Linked DNA regions of Homo sapiens: region 1 is linked to region 2. Evidence: chromatin loops called from intact Hi-C (ENCODE). Cell type or tissue: ovary. All regions are shown on one strand. Links, peaks and the distances in the headings refer to the core of each region. The heading gives the core; the rest is flanking DNA. Region 1 has its middle 13 kb from the start of KRABD5. Region 2 holds the start of TRIM72 (tripartite motif containing 72).

What was found. Hi-C counts contacts between places; a loop is a spot of excess contacts. Peaks named below come from ENCODE experiments on the same cell type or tissue, not always from the same donor. Only the 100,000 strongest peaks of a DNase experiment are listed, where the experiment ranks them.
Region 1: it touches region 2 in a loop (5-fold over the local background); 3 of 110 quality-filtered maps call a loop at or near these places.

What each region holds. Positions count from the first base shown.
Region 1 is chr16:31,698,985-31,701,884 of GRCh38, forward strand. It overlaps the pseudogene CLUHP3. Among named protein-coding and RNA genes, the nearest start is that of KRABD5, 13 kb to the right of the region's middle. RefSeq lists silencers at 1,433-1,572, 1,833-1,982. In ovary, for the core only: no CTCF peak of the experiment used is centred there; a DNase peak (open chromatin) is centred at 1,547; H3K4me3 peaks cover 1,083 bases; H3K27ac peaks cover 630 bases.
Region 2 is chr16:31,214,007-31,216,864 of GRCh38, forward strand. TRIM72 (tripartite motif containing 72) reads left to right here and starts at 113. Exons shown (of 7, transcript NM_001008274.4): 1 at 113-291; 2 at 726-1,122. The coding sequence starts at 733. PYDC1 (pyrin domain containing 1) reads right to left here. Exons shown (of 2, transcript NM_152901.4): 1 at 2,737-2,858; 2 at 1,956-2,151. The coding sequence ends at 2,753. RefSeq lists enhancers at 1-519, 520-1,434, 2,350-2,858. In ovary, for the core only: no CTCF peak of the experiment used is centred there; DNase peaks (open chromatin) are centred at 1,605, 1,665, 2,175 and 2,806; H3K4me3 peaks cover 762 bases.

The DNA.
Region 1 (2,900 bases), core at 129-2,628, 480 kb after region 2:
ATAAGGCCTTGAATGCTTCTGCTTTTTCTTTTAGAACCCTGCCATCTCCATGAGAACAAGCACATGTTAGCCTGCTGGAGGATGAGATCCCACTGGGGAGGAAAACCAAGGTGCCCCAGCTGACACCCAGAAGCAGAGCCACTTAGTCAACCAGCAGCTGACCACACACGCCTGAAGGAGCCCAGCTGAGACCAGAAGAATGGCCCAGTTGAGTCCAGCCTAAATGACTGACCATCCCAATCATGAGCTAATAAGGTTTAGGGTGGTTTTTAATGCAGCAATAGCTAACTGATACATACACCTGCAGTCAGGTTGCCAGGATTCAAATGACAGGTTGGTCACTACTTGTTGTTACCTGGCAAACAGAAGGCACTGTATAAGGTATTGATTTGCTTTTCCCTTTATTTAAAGTGGGGCCTCTTGTTGGATAGGGATAAATTATACAGAAATGCATGTTGACATGCTTGGTGCTTAAACTCACACAGTCCCCACACCATAGGAGGAAACAGCCCGCCATAGCCTAACCATCAGGGCCAAGGGCAAATTGCAAAATAAAAAAAATTTGCTTTTATTCCCTCCACATCCAAACTTTGGAGGTCAAGGCTGTAGACAGATCTGAAGTCAGGGGTTTCCTCCTGAAGCCTGACACTCTTCATTCACTGTCTGACCTTTGGAAGGCTGAGGGAGCCCTGCCCAGAAGCAGGTGGGCAGCAGTGGTCGACCTGTGGACACCTCCTGACTGCAGCCCTGGCTCTCTCACTGGGCACTGCCTCTCCCACCCTTGGGCATGAGGAAAGAGATGGGCAGGATGAGGGTGTTCGCTCTCGTCTGGCAGGAAAGGGGGTCCAGGCCCTCGATTTCCCTGAGGTTAGACGCGCAAGTGCCCTCAGATCTGCTCTTCAATGCGGAAGCCACTGCCCACGTGGGGCTGCTGAGCTCTTTGGATAGAGCTGGTTGGAACTGAGATGTGCTAGAAGTTTAAATACAGAGTGACTTTACAAGATTTAGTACCCCAAACTTAAGAAGCATTCTCTGGTGGTCTTCATTAATAATTTCATATTGCTCACATATTTGAGTGATAATATTTTGGATATATCGGGTTAAGGTATTACCATCAATTTTACCTGTTTTCCTTTCATGATGCCACTAGGCTACTGTAAATGACACATGCGGCTCAATTTTATTCCTATTGGACATTTCTGACTTAGAGGACTCCCTCCATTTTCAAATCTCATGCTGCCTCCACAAGGGACCAGAGGCCATGAAGGTTATGAAATCTGAAATTTTAAAAGAATCGTTATTATATAATTTTCAATTTTACATATTACCTATATTACTCATAAATTGATATAATCTTATGAGCAAAGTTAAATACCAATGTCCGGAGCAGCCCCAGGTCCCAGCACAGGGAGTCAGCCCTGCCTGAAAAGGGCTGCAGACAATCATTCATTCAGGCCTCATTCAGCCACACCTGTGATCGCATCTCCTGTCACTCGGGGGTAAGGGGGCGGGACCTGGAGCCCTATCCATTCAGCGGCGCCGTTGTCGAGCCTGTCCAATCAGGCGCGCAGCCGAAAAAGGGGGCGCACTTCCTGTGTTCTGGGCTGGCCTTTTCCTCTCCCAGGTGCGCTTCCCTGCTTGATCTGTGTACCCTGCTCTTTCTCCTTCATTCCGCAGCCTCCTTTGCCCTGTGACCTGCAGGTACTGGACGGTCCCTAGAGAGGATACCGGGACGCTCCTGAAGCCGCGAGATGGTGAGTCTGCGGGGCTGAGCTTCCCGAGACGCGGCAGGGGTCGGCTGGGAACCGGGCCTGCCCCTGGCGGCTCCGGGGTCGGGGCCCGGAGTCTCCTCGGTCACACGGTGCGGCTCGGCCGGCAGCTGGGACCCCGGGCGCCTCGTCCCGTCCCTGCGCGACGACCTTGGTCCTGCCTTGAGCCCTCTCTGGGCAGTTTCGCGCCCGCAGCCCCGTGTCTCCCCGCGTTGTGCGGTGATGACGGGAGGGGCCGTAGGGGAGAACCCCGGCTCGGGGTTCGGGCGTGGGAGGAGCTGTGGTCCGTGGGGTCCGTAGTCCTTTCTTTCTTTTGTTAAAAATTAAACTGAGGTTTGGTTAAAACGTTAAAGATTTTATCTGAGCAAATAACGACCCGTGAATCAGGAAGCCACAACCATGGATTGTGGTTTGGGGTCCACCGGAGGGGCTTGAAGGAAAGGGTTTAATAAGATGCATGAGGAAGCAAAGCCAATTCAGTAATTGATTGGCTACAATTACGTAGTCCCCTTATTTGAACTGTCCAGGCGGAAATTCCCTGATTATGTAATCAAAGGTTAATTGGTGGTTTGTGGTTGGTTAAGAGTGTTTTCTTTTCCTTTAAGTTATTTCTAAGAAATGCATGAGTTACGTTTTGGTTTTCTTAGGTAGAAACCCAGGGCACTACAGCCACTTCAGTCAAATTGCCTCCCATTTAATTATTTTAACACCCCACAGGGGGACTGATTTTCCCTGCATTTTCCAAATCTATGGCAAGGAGGGTCTCAAATCCACCACCCTGTTCCCCCAACCTAATTCTTCTAAGGCTTTCAGTAAAATTCTAAATTTTCACTTCCTTCTCCTGATTCTCAACTGCCAGCTTCCCCTCTGCAATTCACAACGTTATCAACTATTTGCTCTTTATTGTAGATTTCAAGCAGATGCAGCCTGACCATTAGGGCCAAGGCCAAATTGCAAAAAAAAAAAGAAGTTTGCCTTTATTCTACTCCATCCACATCTAAACTTTGGAGGTCAAGGCTGTGGACAGATCAGAAGACATAGTTCCCTCCTTCTGGGGCTCCACATCCTTCATTCACTGATCTCTGGGAAGGAGGATGGGTGGCAGGTAGGCAGCAATAGTCTACCTGTAGA
Region 2 (2,858 bases), core at 359-2,858:
TACTCAGCCCTCACTTTTAGAACGGTTTCCGGAAGTGATGGGAGGGATTGGGCAGGGCAGCTAAATATAGTCCTGGGGCCATGGCTCAGTCTGGGAGGGTCTTCCGCTGAGCACTGTGTGCCCATCACGCGTGGTGTCCACTGCCAGCTGCCCCTGTGAGTCCCTGTCCTTGCTTGGAGCCTGCTGCTTGTCTCAGATCCTTGGACCCAGCCCTGACCCCAGTCCAGCTAAGCTCAACCCTGACCGGTCCTCCTTCGAGACTCTTTCAGCCTAAGATCTCCAACCAGACCTGTGAGTCCCGTGGGCTGGAGAGAGGGGGAGGGGAGGTCTGGGTATCTTGGTAAAGTGAGGGAGGGGAGTCTCGGAGTGGGGGCTCTGGAGAATTTGGGTCCGGGACTAAGGTCAGAGGCTGAGGCCTGGGGCTAAGGCGAGGGCAAGGACAGTGGGCTAGAATCTGGGCTTGTGTTCAGGAACTGGGGTTGACTGATAGGGCATATTTTTGGGGTTGGAGCTGAGAATTGCAGTGGAGGCTGCTTTTGGGCCTGAGACCGAGTTCCTCTTTCCCCTTGGCCGTCAGAGTCCCATCCAGTGTAGGATGTGAGGTCTTTACAGGCTGGGGCTTCTCCCTGCGGGGCGGCGGGCCCGGCCTGGGCTAGGGCTGGGCCAGGGCTGGGCCGGGAGCGCGGCGCCGCGGGGTCCCCCTAACCTACTCCTCCTCCACCCAGGCCCGCCATGTCGGCTGCGCCCGGCCTCCTGCACCAGGAGCTGTCCTGCCCGCTGTGCCTGCAGCTGTTCGACGCGCCCGTGACAGCCGAGTGCGGCCACAGTTTCTGCCGCGCCTGCCTAGGCCGCGTGGCCGGGGAGCCGGCGGCGGATGGCACCGTTCTCTGCCCCTGCTGCCAGGCCCCCACGCGGCCGCAGGCACTCAGCACCAACCTGCAGCTGGCGCGCCTGGTGGAGGGGCTGGCCCAGGTGCCGCAGGGCCACTGCGAGGAGCACCTGGACCCGCTGAGCATCTACTGCGAGCAGGACCGCGCGCTGGTGTGCGGAGTGTGCGCCTCACTCGGCTCGCACCGCGGTCATCGCCTCCTGCCTGCCGCCGAGGCCCACGCACGCCTCAAGGTGCGGGATCCGCGCGCATCGTGGTCGGAGGGGCTGTTCGGTGGCACGGGGCCGATGGGGAGGTCGCTGCAGTGATTTGGATTCTGAGTCTCTAGAGAGGCTCACGAGCTCCTGGAGTTGCGGGGGGCGGGGGCGGGGCGAAGCAGCCAGGAAAGAGGGTCTGAGGAGCTTAAGGCGGGGCTGGCAGAGGAAAGCCGCGCAGGGATGGAGCCTGGCGATAAGGGCGCTGAGCAAACGTAGGTTTCCCGGCCTTAGTCCCTAGAGGAAACTGGAGATGGGCGGGCGGAGCCCCAGGGCGGGTCTGATGGGCCGGGCGGAGCCAGGCGGAGCAGGGACTGACCAGCCCCTGCGGCCCACGCTCGCATTCCTGCACCCGGTGGGCCGTTCGGGCTGGCTCCCTGCTCGGCGCTGGCCCACTTTGGACTGGAGGCGCGGCGTTCGGGACCGAGCCAGGCGGCCGGGGCAGGGTTGTCCCCTTGTGCTCAGCGGAGGCCCACGCACCCCTGAAGCTGCGGAACTTGGGCTGGCCTGACGGTCCCCAGGCGGGGCCTCACCAGAAGGGAGACTGTAAGGGCTAGGCAGCCGGGATCTGCACTTATGTGTGCGGGCCCAGGGTGGCACCGAGAGCCCCGTCCAGGATGTTTTTCTGGGTGGAGCTGGAAGTCCCGAAAGCCTTGGGAGCCCACACGCAGTTGTGCGCGTCCCGAAGTACCCAGCAGAGACACCCAGACAGAGGCAAATAGAGACGAACGCACACTGGCTGGTGCGTGTCATCCGTGTGGCAAAAGCACACACGTATAGCTACCGGCGGGCACGTGTGCGCGCAGCCCCAGTAAAGTCTGCCATGAATATTTATTGGGCAGTGGAAGAATAAATGACAGGTGCAGGGGCTGGAGGAGGCGGGGTCTGGAGGCACGGAGGCGTCCTTGGTCCCCGAGGTGGAGACACTGCTGTTGTCTTACGCGACTGGTGCGCGCGTGGGGCTGGCTTCACAGGCGTTGCATTACTCCTTTTGCCTTGACCCGCCTCCTAGAAGGGGTAGACCACCGTCCTTTCGTTGGTATTCGAGGCCCCCAGACTTCCCAGGGACCCAGCCTCTCAGTCCTGCCTGGCCCAGTTCAGCCCAGTCCTAGCTGGTGGTCTCCTAGCTCAGGGCAGGAGCCTCCTCCCGGGACCCCTCCCATCCCAGCACACCTGTGCTTAAGACCCCAACCTCAGGGCAACCCGCTCGGATCCCCTTCCATGCTGTGGAAGCTTTGTTCTTTTGCTCTTTGCAATAAATCTTGCTGCCGCTAAAAAAAAAACAAAAAACAAACAAACAAAAAAAACCCAACCTCGCCCAACCTTGCCCGTCTTTATCTGCGAAGAAAGCACAGAACCCATGAAACGGAACAGGGCCCAGGCAGCCCAGGAGCCTGGAAGGGGGCAGTGGGGCGAGATGCAGCCCACCAGGGTTCGCGGCAGCCCAGCCCTTCGCCCCCGGGAGGGGCTGGCCGGAGGTCTGAGGGAGGACCCCAGGAGGGACCCTGAAGGAGGGGAACAGGAAGGCTCTGGGCGGGACCTGACGCGTGGGTCCTTGGCGAGGAAGCGGGGTTGGGTCCCGAGATCACGTACCAGCTCAGAGTGGCCCTCACGCAGCCCGCTGCAGCCGTGCGGCCTCCTCCAACATGCGCATGTCGCGCAGCACGGCCACGACGAGCTCGGCTGCGTAGTCCTCGTAGTAGGAGGCGACCAGC